2 separate regions of the Homo sapiens genome follow, and region 1 is linked to region 2. A link is a loop called in an ENCODE intact Hi-C map of the cell type or tissue named here. Cell type or tissue: Calu3. All regions are shown on one strand. Each heading gives the region's core, and the rest is flanking DNA. Links, peaks and the distances in the headings are about the cores only.

What was found. A loop is a pair of places that touch in the nucleus more often than their neighbours do. Peaks named below come from ENCODE experiments on the same cell type or tissue, not always from the same donor. Only the 100,000 strongest peaks of a DNase experiment are listed, where the experiment ranks them.
Region 1: it touches region 2 in a loop (13-fold over the local background); 2 of 110 quality-filtered maps call a loop at or near these places.

Annotation. Positions count from the first base shown.
Region 1 is chr1:157,773,292-157,779,882 of GRCh38, reverse strand. FCRL2 (Fc receptor like 2) reads left to right here and starts at 2,751. Exons shown (of 12, transcript NM_030764.4): 1 at 2,751-2,840; 2 at 4,088-4,108. The coding sequence starts at 2,810. In Calu3, for the core only: no CTCF peak of the experiment used is centred there; no DNase peak of the experiment used is centred there.
Region 2 is chr1:157,487,389-157,494,183 of GRCh38, reverse strand. No RefSeq gene overlaps it. Among named protein-coding and RNA genes, the nearest start is that of FCRL5, 62 kb to the left of the region's middle. RefSeq lists an enhancer at 3,463-3,602. In Calu3, for the core only: CTCF peaks have their summits at 3,419 (motif pointing right) and 4,646; DNase peaks (open chromatin) are centred at 3,423 and 4,633.

The sequences.
Region 1 (6,591 bases), core at 1-5,000, 290 kb before region 2:
TTTAAGTTACTTTCCCCACCCCCCACCAAGTGTCTATTAAGCCTCTTAATCTCTGGTCACAGTGCCTACTGTGCATTCAAGTTTAGCTACGCTTCCAGGATATGCCTATTCACTTGTAAATTACTGCCGTCTGTCAAATACAGAGTAGCACCCACATGAAACATGTTAGCCATCTTAGAGGATTTGTTGCCACCTCTGTGGCCCACACACCTCATTACTGCTGCTTTCCACCTGCACCTTTTATACCAACTGTGAATTTTACCTCATATCATTTGGTAACACCTTAAGAAATATTGATTCTTAACTGAAGAGGCCACATTTCCATAGAGGGTATATAGAAATCAGTGAAGGGATATGGATTATTTTGAAAAATCTCCTTGATGTCTATGAAAAACTTGTACCTACCATCAATTTACCATCAACTTTTTCATGATCCTATTTGTACTCCTTTCCTTAATTCCCTCCCATCCACAAAATTTCTATAGCTTCCAGGTTGGTCAGAATGGGAAGGAATTATAGGCCACCTAGAAACCCATTCAGTAGGCAAGATTTGATGATCAGTGACTAGCTTTGGTCCTGGGAAAGAGTAACTTACACTTTCAAACACATACAAACCGTTTGCCTATGCAGAAAGTTAAAGTAGTATTGTTTTCAACACTTTAAGATGAGAGAGGCCATAAAACCTAGTTTCTTATAATGAATCTTTAAAAAGTACGTAAATAGCATATGTTTATTGTAAGAATACTAGAATACACAGATAAGCAAAATAAGGAAAATAAAAATCAGCTTTAATTAGATTTTTTGGATATAATTACAGTAACTCTGTGGTGCGAATTGTCTCAGACACTTTTTATTGGAGAGCAGGGGATAATGTGCAGCAGATAAAGTGCACTCTGCAGCCACTTTTTTCTTTTCTTTTCTTTTCTTTTTTTTTTTTGAGACGGAGTCTTGCTCTGTCACCCAAGCTGGAGTGCAGTGGCACGATCTCGGCTCACTGCAAGCTCTGCCTCCCGGGTTTGTACCATTCTCCTGCCTCAGCCTCCCAAACAGCTGGGACTACAGGCACCTGCCACCACGCCCGGCTAATTTTTTGTATTTTTAGTTGAGATGGGGTTTCACCGTGTTAGCCAGGATGGTCTTGATCTCCTGACCTCGTGATCCGCCCGCCTCAGCCTCCCAAAGTGCTGAGATTACAGGCGTGAGCCACCGCACCCAGCCCACTTTTTTCTTAATCATATATCCTAGACATCTTATCTTGCTATTAAATATTATTCCACAGAATTATTTTAATGGCTGTTTGGTTTTCCACAGCATTTGACACATAACTTATTTTTAACACACATCTCTCCTTGTGATATATTTTTAGTATTTTCTTTTTACATTATTATAAGCAAGGCTTTAATGACCATCACATATAAATATTAGCCTTTCTCAAAGTAAAACTATGATAATAGTGAGAATAAAATGTTAAGTATCCAATTGTTAAAAATTCAATGTTAAGTATTCAGGTAAATGTTAAGTACCTGAACAGGTAACATTGAGTCTATGAATATTTTCAGTCAGTCCCTCATTTATAAGCACCTGTGATTTTTTGGTTTAGAGTTTCATCCTGCATAAGGTTCACTGATGAGACAACATCTACTGGGACTACATCTAATCAAAGTGAGCATGATAATAGGTGTTCACATAACACGCGCTTTGCTTTGTGTGAGATAACTGTATTAGGATCAGCCTGGGGTACAAAAAGCAATGCAGATTAGAAATAGGCAATGTTGTGATTACAGATTAGAAAGATGGCAATGTTTTCAGCAATATAGTGCAAGTGTTTTGAAGTTTAGTAAAATCTCATTCTAGAAAGTCATCGAATGACTACGAAAAATTTTACTTAAGAAATATGAGCTATTGAAACAATGGCCTTATTATTTTATGAACCTTGAGAAGCAATATATCAAGATAATAGGGCACAATGTTTAAGAGCCAGACTGTGACACTGGGCTGCCTGGGTTTGAATCCCAGATCTGTTACTACTAGAAATTGATTAAGCTGATCTTGGTCATTTTACTGGCTGCTATCATCTGAATGTTTGTGTCCTGGCAAAATTCTTATGTTGATACTTAATCCTCAATGCAATAGTAATAAAAGGTACCCACCTTTTATTACATGACCTTTTAGGGGTCATGAGTGTGGAACTCTTATGAAAAGGATTAGTCTCCTTGTAAAAGAGGCTTGAGGGAGCTTGTTTGCTCCTTCCATCATGTGAAGACACATAGAGGACACCATCTATGAGAAACAGGCCCTCATCAGACACTGAATCTACTGGTGCCTTGATCTTAAACTTCCCAGCCTCTTGAACTATGAGTGATAAATTTATGTTGTTTATAAATTTCTCAGTCTAAGGTATTCTTTATAGCAGCCCCAATGGACTAAGACACTTACCTTTACTAGTGCCTCAATTTCCTTATTCATGTGAAAGGGGATAGTGCCAATTCAGAAACTTGCTGAAGGTAATAAATAACTCTGTAAGCATGAGGCACTTAGAACTGTGTCTGACTCATTGCAACCCATATGTAAATGCTAGGTATCATAATGAGGGTCAAGTTACAAAATTTCTCTGGCATTGAGAGGATCAGCTATAATTGTTTTAGCCCTTCCAGGACAAAGATAATGGTTAAACATAGTGGCACTATTCTACTTCCTTTTTTGCTAATTATACAAAACCTATTCTGAAAACCACATTTCATCGCCTGCTCAGAGTCTCCAGTTGGTGACCAAGAGTACATCTCTTTTCAAATAGCTGGATTAGGTCCTCATGCTGCTGTGGTCATTGCTGGTCATCTTTGGTGAGTTCAATAATTTGACTGAGAAGTGAGGTGGCAGCTGAATGAGGTCTACTGCTCCCAAAAGGTTGGAGGTTTTATTGGAGCCCAGGGACTGGTGGGGATGCTCAGGTCCTGCCTGCAGCTTGGGCTTCAAAGGCAGATGCAAAGAAGTAGGCTGAGGACAGTGAATTTGCAGCACATCCATTAAGCATTAAGCACAATGCTTAATGTTCAAGGTGGACCACTTTTCCATTTGCTGGTCATGAATTGCTATTTTGATATCTTAGATCTCATTGAGTAATATAATGTTCTCATAGTAAAATGTTCATAATATTAGCATTTAGCAATGCCCTTCTCCTCCATGAACACCGATTATTCAATTGTTATCTATAAGATTTGGGTTCAGCAGATGCATTGAGACCCTTTGCTAATATTCCTCTGTTTAATCGTGGACAATGAGGGAGATGACAGCTGCTGCTAGAAAATAAGATTCCTGGGTGAGTGCAGTGGCTCATACCTGTAATCCTAGCACTTTGGGAGTCCAAGGCTGGTGGATCACTTGAGGTCAGAGTTCGAGACCACCCCGGCCAACATGGTGAAACCTCATCTCTACTAAAAATACAAAAATTAGCCAGGCGTGGTGGTGGGCACCTGTAATTCCAGCTACTCGGGAAGCTGAGGCAGGAGAATTGCTTGAACCCGGGAGGTGGAGGTTGTGGTGAGCCAAGATCGCACCATTGTACTCCAGCCTGGGTGAGAGAGTAAATAAGATCCCTTTCTCTATGCTGTGTAGGCACTAAATAAATATTTGTTATTGGAATACAAAGGGCTCTAACGTGAAATATGGCCATAGGAAAGAGACTGATTTGTTGATTTCTTGGAACTCTCACAATGTATGTTTCCTGATGAGCCCTTTGTGATCGTGTTGTCATGTCTATCTACCACTTGAAAAGTCAGAGTGTGAGATAGAGTGGTGGGGATGGTGGAAGGAAAATGAAATCAAGGAGAGTCACTAAATATCCAACATGGGTATTCTCGACAATCCCTTTAGTCAAGCATTGGGTTTGCAACTTGCCTTTTGACTACAATGAATGACAGTTAGATGTGTGCTCGAGGGAGATTGAATTGTTAGTAATAAGAGATTAGGGAAATAGAAAAGAAAGGGAAAATGGAAAGAAGTTTTTGAGCAATTTACCAGAGTAATATAAATTTATAAATTATGAGGGCAAATGCTGTGTGCTAATCTCTGGCTTTTGATCTCCTCACAGATGCAGTCACTGAACAGGCAGGTGAGTCCTCCTTGTCTTTGTTGTTCTTGGTCTCTGGCATATCAGTCACCCCACTACCCCAGGATTCTATAGAGGTGGCTCTGGAAAGCCTGTGAAGATGTCCTAATATTACTGCCCTCTAGGCTGACATGTTCTGAGGTCACGCAGCCTGTTTCCAACACCACTTGCATGTCTGGGTGACCAGGTACCACCTAGCCTTCTCAAGACCCCACATGCTTGCCTCTTCCTTAAAAGCCTGGCTTTAAGAAGGGCAATAACATGCAGATTGAAGAAAAGAACAATTTGGAGAGAATTGTTTTCCTGCCCATAGGACTGTAATGCCTCTTTATTGTCTGGCTGAATGCTGAATGTTTTTACAGCTCTGAAAACAGCTATTTATAGAGGAATGTGTCAGAACTACAAACTTCTGCAGGGTCAGAATAAACATGTGTCCTCATTGCTTCTCTAGCTCTAGCTCAGGAATCAGCAAGCTTTTCCTGTAAAAGGCAAGAGAGTAAATAGGCTAAGCTTTTCAGGTGTGTGCCGTAACTACTCAATGCCATTGCTGTGGTAGCAGGAAAACAACCATAGACCATATGTAAACGAATGAGGATGGCTGTGTTCCAATAACATTTTATTTACCAAAACAGTGTTGGCCAGCTCACAGGCCATAATTTGCCAACCCGTGCTCTAGATTTAGTATTTAGTTTTGATTTTTTAAAAATGCATGTATTACTGTTCTAATCATAAAGAGTGAAATAAAGCTAATTTTATTTCACTCTTTCTGAGTTAAATCTGTGCTCAGTGAAGGAAGTCAATGGGAAAAATATTTTATTCTATATACAGAATCTTCACATGAGCCAAGACAAAATCTAAAGAAAGGGAGACTTGTTCCCTTGCCCATTGAATGCTGGCTACCAAGTGGAAGGGGCTCTTTGGGCTCTAAGGAACAGTGTGGGAAAAGCAGATCCTGCTGTCACCTTGAATGGAACAAGAGTGTCCAGGGAGACATTCAGGGGTCCTACCTGGAACTTGCTCAGGAGCAAGTCTGGTCTCTTGCATTCATTCTGTCCCACATAAGGTCCAGGAGTCCCACCCTGTGATACCCATCACTCCACTGTCTGTCTGGATGGAAATTAGAGGAAACCTCGATCAATATTCAGGAGGTTTCTGACCATTAGTGGAATCATGCCAAGACAGCAGGCTCCCTGAAGTGAATCACCTACGACCATTCAGAGAACAGGGCAACAGCCACTTCATTCTCTTTCTTTTCCTTTAGCAAGAGTTTCTCAGAAAACTGAGATGTTCTTCAGAAGTTTGAGATCTTTTCTTTTTAAAAAGAGTAAGAGAGAACTTAGTTCAGCATGATGTACTGGAAAGAGCAGGACTTATATAGCCAGAAAGACCAAATTGAAATCATGGCTTTGCTATATACCTGCTATGTAGGCTGGGCAGTCACTTGGCCTCTGAACCCCAGTCTTGGCTCTGGGGAAAAGTTTCTGGCCTGTTGAGAATTACAATCCCCTGCAAGGTTTGAAAATGCTATTCAGCAGAGCAGCTGAAAAGGTCTTTCTGTCCCCATCCATTGCCTCAATGCAGTCTTCCACCCCATTTCCTCTTTTCAGCCCCACCCATACACTGCACTCACCACCTGGGACTTTGCCCTTGCAAAGCTTTGAATACCATTTGCTTTTAGTTTTTGCTGTTGCTCTGGTAAAGATATTTTTCACTGAAATTCTTGTGAAAAAACATTATTCAGTCCTGTACATCTTGCTCTGAGTTAAATCTTTGTGCTCCTATTTATTTGCTCTGCCTAAGAACTTCTCGTTCACAACCTACCCTTCTCCCTGCCCCCTACCACTGTCCCTCCACTGCAGTTCTCCTCTATACCCTCTGGGGGTCAGCATGATTCTATTGGGCACCTCTGCAGGTAGAGCCACTCTCAGCCAGTTTCTGGAGGATGTGGAACTCCCTGAGGATGAACAAGTCAGCTTTGGGACTTGTTGCCCTCCCCTTCTAGGGCCTCTGACTCCTTGTACCCTGCTAATGGTGCATACAGATTAGAACTCTTGAGGTTGCACCACAATGACAGCCAGTGTAGAGCCAGCACACTTCTGCTGAGGCCTTCAAACTGCCAGGTGGTTGGCATTGGAGCCATCACAGCCATGCTAGAAGCAAGTGGATACAAACTGTCACACAAACCCATTATGACTCTTTGGGGTTCCCTGATATGAAACTATGAACCAACTTATGTCTACCCTATAGGTAGGACATCACTCTCAGAGGGTTTGACTTCAAGTCACCTTCATTTATTCAGTATTCCCGAGTCCACCCCATCTCACAGACCTGAAACCCATTATTTTGGTTGCTCTTGAAGTGCAGTTATGATGACCTCTTATTCCTCCTCAGCCATCATTAGCTTCTGCTACAAAGACATCCCCCATCAAGACTGTGAGATTTGTGGCTCACTGAGTGGTCCATAAATGCCAGCACCATTGTGTGCT
Region 2 (6,795 bases), core at 919-5,918:
TGGTTTGACTCATGATATCATCAGAAAAATGACAGACCAGGCCAGACTGTCCCCCATTCCCATGTAAGAAGAAAAACAGTACGTGAATCTAATATGCAGTTGTAGAAAAGTTAAAATTTTTCTCTAAGAAACACAAGGAAACTTTGTTAATATACTTTAAACTGATGAATTGTACTGGATGTAAACTGGACCTCAATAGAAGCCATCAGCCCCTGAATCACACTTGCTCCCTCCTATCTCAGACCTTCTCACACACCACTCCCTCTGCCTGGAATGTCACGTCCATTTCCTCCCAGTTCCCAGCTCCTTCATACTACATCTGATCTGCAGTGTTTTGCTTCTCAAGCATTTATCGTTTGTAATTAAAGATTATGTGTGTCAGTTATTTTTAACATGGGGTTCTCTCTGCATACATATGCTCCATGAAGGGCTGTTTTCTCATCATCAGATGAGCCCATCTGGGAATGCGGAGTGAAACTATCACCTTTTACCCCATCCTGGAATTGTGAAAAACGGAAGATTTCTAAGAAGATTCTGAGCAAATCCTTTTCTGGCACCTGTGGTCAGTCCCTACCAGGGTCCCCATCTTAAGCCTTCAAGACCTTTCGGTTCAAACTATTTTTTTAAAGGTAGAGAATGTAACAATACAATAAAACATGGACATAGTTTTTTAAAAGGAAATGGAAACATAATCCACAGATGGGAGAAAATATTTGCATTTGTATATGTGATAAGGTATTTTTATCCAGAATATATGAAAAACTCTCACAACTGAACAATAAAAAGACAAATAACCTAATTTACAAATAGGCAAATGATCTAATAGGCATTTCCCCAAAGAAGATATACAAATGGCCAGTACACACATGAAAAGATGCTTGGCAGCATTAGTCATCAGGAAAATGCAAACCAAAACCTTGAGATACCACTTCACATCCATCAGGGTAGCTAGAATCAAAAAGTTCATAATGACAAGTGCTGGCAAAGATGTGGAGAAATTGAAGCCCTCATACATTGATGGCGAAGTGCAGCTGTGTTAGAAGGCAGTCTGTCAGTTTCTCATATGATTGAACATAGAATTCTACCATATAATCCAGCAGTTCGTTCCACTTCTAGGCATATACCCAAGAGAAATGAAAACACATGTTCACACAGAAACTTGCACATGAGTGTTTATAGCAGCATTGTTCATAATAGCCAAATGGTGGAAACAAACAATGGATGAGTGAATACATAAATAAAATATTGTATATCCATATAATGGGATATTAGAACTGAACTATAACACAACACTGATGAACCTTGAAATGTTGTGCTGAATTAAAGCAACCAGTCACAGAAGACCACATCTATTTGATTCGACTCCTATGAAAGTCCAGAATAGGAAACACTATAGAGAGAGAAATTAGATTAGTGGTTACCCAGGGCTGAGGAAAGTCCAGAATAGGAAACACTATAGGGAGAGAAATTAGATTAGTGGTTACGCAGGGCTGTGGAATAGGAGAAAATGGGTGGATGGCCGAAGGATACAAACTTTTTTTGAGGTAATGAAAATGTCCTAAAATGGACTCTTTTGATGGCAGCACAAATTTGTGAATACATTAAAAAGTATTGAAATGTACACTTTAAATGGGGAAATATATGGTATGTAAATTATGTCCAATCAAAGCTGTTTTCTTTTTAAAGATTGTATTGGAAGTATAGAACAAGTGATATGGGGCCAGACTGACCTGAGTATGAATTTTTGCTCCAGTATTTACGAGCCTTGGGTCTTAAGTTCCTTTGATCCTCTAAGCCTTGCTTTTCTCATCTATAAAGTGAATACATTGATTATACCCACCACAAAGAGTTGTTCTGGGAATTGAGATAATGCATATCAAGTGCTTAGCCTCATTGCCTTGTACATAGTAGGCACTAAATAACTGTTAACTGAATGAAATATGCCAGGGAGCACACAGCCAGATGTAAACACGTAGAGCAGATGCCCAGGGCCCCCAGAGATTATTCAGAAGCCTGCAAATAAATTTGTTAGAGGAGCAGATTTTGTCCTTTGGTGGGGACAGCTTTCCAAAAGGGATAAAACCTATTTCAAAGCCCCAAGGATAGGGACACCCAAGCCAATCAATTAGTAGTAGACATTTTTTCTGGGTGGGAGTGGGGACGTTCTTTGCATGGTTAGATTCTAATAAATGGGCTCTCCTGCATCTCCCCACCCTACAGGGAATGGGGACAGTGGACTTCCCTCCTTTCCTCTACACATTCCCTGACCAGAAGGTCCAGGGGAAAGAAGGGGTGGGCAGAGAGCAGAGTGGTTACATGGGTGTGATGGTCAGAGGCCAGATCTCCCTCCAGGTCATCAGGACACTCAGGGTAGATCTCAGGAGATGGAAGTGTTCATGCCCGGGGACAGCCATCTCTGCACAGGAGAAATTCTTCCATCTCCCATGTAGGGAGGTTTTGAGGACTTTGGCAACAGCAGCCAACATCATTTGCGGGGTATGAAGGTCTCTGAAGGCCAGTGGGGGAGAAAACATCCACTCCTTGATGGAGCTGGTGCCGAGTGAGGGTCCTGGCAAGAACAGGGCTGCACTCTCTAACCAAATCCCAGACAGGAGTGAGGGCTTCTGCCTCATTATTAGCCTTGTCTTATCTCTGATTGTTATTTTCATTGGTGAGGCTCTTGGGATCATGCCACACAGTTAACTCTACCCCAGAGACTGTGACCCCAGGCACACATTTATACAGTTCCCCATGGTTTCCTAATGTTCATTTGAAATAATTGCCTTTTTCATAACCTGTTCTTTCTAGTCATTTGGAAACAAATACGTAATCTATTCAGCTTATCCATTGGCTTAGGTTTAATGACATTTCTTTCTGATGAGTGAAGAATCCACTGGGGGTGTGGAGGGAAGTGTTATAAATATACACTTTTAAAATTTTCTTTCATTGTAAATGGGTTTCAGTGGTTCATACTTTAAAATGCAGAAATAAGTTGACTAAAAGAATCAGTGTGTATCTATCCTCAGGGGTTTCCTATCCTCAAGGACATTTTTTTTTTGAGACAGGGTCTCCCTCTGTTGCCCCAGCTGGAGTGCAGTGGTGCTATCAGTGCTTCCTGTAGCCTCGACCTCCCTGGCTCAAGCAATCCTCTCACCTCAGTCTGCCAAGTAACTAGGACCACAGGTGTGCACCACCACGCCCAGATAATTTTTAGATTTTTTTTTTTTTTTTTTTTTTTTTTTTTGTAGAGACGAGGTCTCATTGTGTTGCCTACGCTGGTTTCAAACTTCTGGGCTCAAGCCATCCTCCCTCTTCTGCCTTCCAAAGTGCTGGGATTACAGGTGTGAGCCACCAATCCGGTCCAATAGTTTTACTTTGAAGAAAAATTTGGAAAATGCAGAGCCACGAGGGGGCGCCCTGGACTCTGGCCTGGTGGTAAAGCCAGCACCTTCAGAGTGGAGGAAGGATCTCCTAGACGCTGAGTTCAGAACGAAATAGGAGCATTGGCTGACCATCTGCCGGGGACCTCACTGGGCAAGCACAGGGCCTCACTTACTCAGCGCAGACACTCCCTGAAGTGGGTGCTTGTGCCCCATTGTGATGAGGTCACAGACTCAGGCAAGTTCAGCAATCTGTCCCGGGTCACTCAGATAATAAGTGGAAGACCCAGTTCTGTGCAGTTCTAAAGCCCGGGCTTTCCCAGACCAGCCGACTATGGCTTGGCCCATCTAGGGAGGGCTCAATACTTGGAAGGTGCTGGTCAGCGCAGAAGCGAGGCTGGTGGACACGTGTCCTCGGGGCAGGGTCACAGGCATCAGCCCACCAGGGAGGTGTTTCCAGCTGGGGTCACGAGGTCTCGGAGTGTTCCTGAATGTGGGAGAAACAGTCCCTCACCCTGACCATCTCGGAGTCTGTGTCCAGCAAGAGCCCTTGTTATTTGGAAGATACTCCCTTATTAATGGGGAGTATCTTGGTTTGCTGACTTGGTACCCATCCCCAGACAGGAGTATCTTTTCTATTATAAATGAGTAACTTGCTTTGTGCTTTAGAGATCATTGTCCACATAATTTTATCACCACGAATGTGTCACCAGGAGTCTGTTACTAAATAGTATAAGAATTTAGAGTTTTTAAACCTAAGATACTGAGGATAAAAACTGTAGACTTTGAGGTTCTCCCCATAAGGGGTAAAGAGTTTAGGGGGAAATTAGGTTCTACATCTGAAAAATAAAGTAGAAAAGATGTGGCCAGGAGAACTACTGAGGGGGTCAGGAACCAGGAAGGTGATGTTTATCAGGATGGGGAGAGGGGGCTGGAAGAGGGTCAGGAGCAAAAGAAAGGCAATAAACACTTACCCAGAGTTAATCTAATGAGATGACAATTCTTGTCTCCATTTTACACATGAGGAAACTGATGCTTAGAGAAGTTACATAACTTGATTAGGATCAAACAGCTAATATTTGGCAAGGCTGGGACCTGAACCTGGTTTTCCAGATACCAGTGCCCAGTCACTTTCCATAATGCCAAATGGCCTCTCAGAATCCCAACACCTCTTCTTTAAATGCTTTCCCTTTTTTCCTCAAATCCAGAAACTGTTGGTCTTTTGGGCAATTCTGACCACAGCCACTAAGTGGCGATATTGTCCAACTATGGCTCAGCCCTGTCTCTCCTAGGAAGAATGGGGGAAGGGAGGGAGTAGAAGATCCCCTGTTGTTTTTTGTGTGTTGTGCTGTTCGTAGCGCTTTTTTTTTTTTTTTTTTTTTTTGAGACGGAGTCTTGCTCTGTTGCCCAGGCTGAAGTGCAGTGGTGCGATCTCGGCTCACTGCAAGCTCCGTTTCCCGGGTACACGCCATTCTCCCTCCTCAGCCTCCAGAGTAGCTGGGACTACAGGCGCCCGCCACCACGCCCGGCTAATTTTTTGTATTTTTTAGTAGAGACGGGGTTTCACCATGTTAGCCAGGATGGTCTCGATCTCCTGACCTCGTGATCCGCCCGCCTCGGCCTTCCAAAGTGCTGGGATTACAGGCGTGAGTCACTGCGCCCGTCCGCGTGGGGCTTTCTTCTATCTATTTAGTCCTCCCAGCAACCCTGCAGAGGAAGTATTATCCCATTTTCCAGATGAGGCCATTGAGGATCTGCTGGATGACAGAGCTTAGCGGTAGAAGCAGGAATGGAATCAGTGTCCGGCTGGTTGCCAAGTCCTGCCTCCAAGCATCCTGGGTTCCCAAATATAAAGTCATTTTATGCCCTCAAATTTTAGTCTGGTGGGGAGGTAGATAGGGGAACTCCTTTAAGCCTGGGCTTGGACGGCCTAGTGAAGAAGAAGGGCGGGTGAGAAGTAACCATGCCTTTCCTTTGGTTACTGGAGGGAAGAATTAAGTTTTAAGGTGGAAGTTAAATACAGTTAAAATTACTCTGGTGTTGGGACAACTGGATTTCCACATGCAGAAGAGTGAAAATGGATCCTTATCTCACACCATGTGCAAAAATCAACTCAAAATCAATTAAAGACTTAAATATAAGGCCTGAAATTATAAATCTACTAGAAGAAAACAAAAGCAAAAAGAAATAAATAGGATTACATTAAACTAAAAGGCTCCTGCGCAGCCAAGGAAACAACAGAATGAAGAAACAATCTACAGAATGCGAGAAAATATTTGCAAACCAGGCATCTGGTAAGGGATTGCTATCCAAAATATATAAGGAACTCAAACAACCCAATAATAAGAAAACAAAGAATCTGATTAAAAAATAGGCAAAGGATCTGAATAGACATTTTTCAGAAGACATAAAAATGGCCTATGAGTATAGGAAAAAATGCACAACGTCACTAATCACCAGGGAAGTGCAAATCAACACCAGTGAGCTATCACCCCACACCTCTTAGAATGGCTATTATCAAAAAGATGAAAGACAGCAACTGTTGGTGAGGATGTGGAAGAAAAGAACCCAAGTACACTCTTGGTGGGGATGGAAATTAGTACAGTCATTAGGGAAAACAGCATGGAGGGTCCTCAAAATATTAAAAACAGAACTACCGTATGATCCAGCAATCCCACTTCTGGGTATATATCCAAAGGAAGTGAAATTAGTATGTTGAAGACATAGCTGCACTTCCATGTTTATTGCAGCACTATTCCCAATAGCTGAGATATGGAATCAACCTAAGAGTGCATAAAATGATGAACGGATAAAGAAAATGTAGTATCTATACATTGTGGAATACAATTTAGCCATTAGAAGAAAATTCTGTCATTTATGACAACATGGATGAACTTGGAGGAAATTATGTTAATTGAAATAAGCCAGCATAGAAAGAAAAATACCTCATGACTTCACTTAAACATGAAATCTAAAAAGTTGAAGTCATCGAAGTAGGAAGTAGAATGGTGATTACCAGAGGCAGGGGAGTGGGAGGAGATGTTGGGCAAAGGATACAAAATTTCAGTTAGAGAAGAATAATAAGTCCAAGAGATCTATTTTAAAACATGGTGACTGTGGCTAATAGTAACACACTGTATTCCTGGAAATTTACAGGAAATTAGATTTTAAGTGTTCTTATCTCACACACACACACACACAAACATAAGTATGTGATGTAATGTATATGTTAATTAGCTACATATAGCCATCTACAATGTACATGTATTAAAAACATGTCATATACAATAAATATACATGGTTTTGTCAATTAAATAAAAATAACATTTTAGAAATAGAAAAATAAATACAATTACTCTTGGGAATCCCTTAGAGTTCCTCCTGCTTTAGAAGAGACTGCATTTTCTTCCTGATG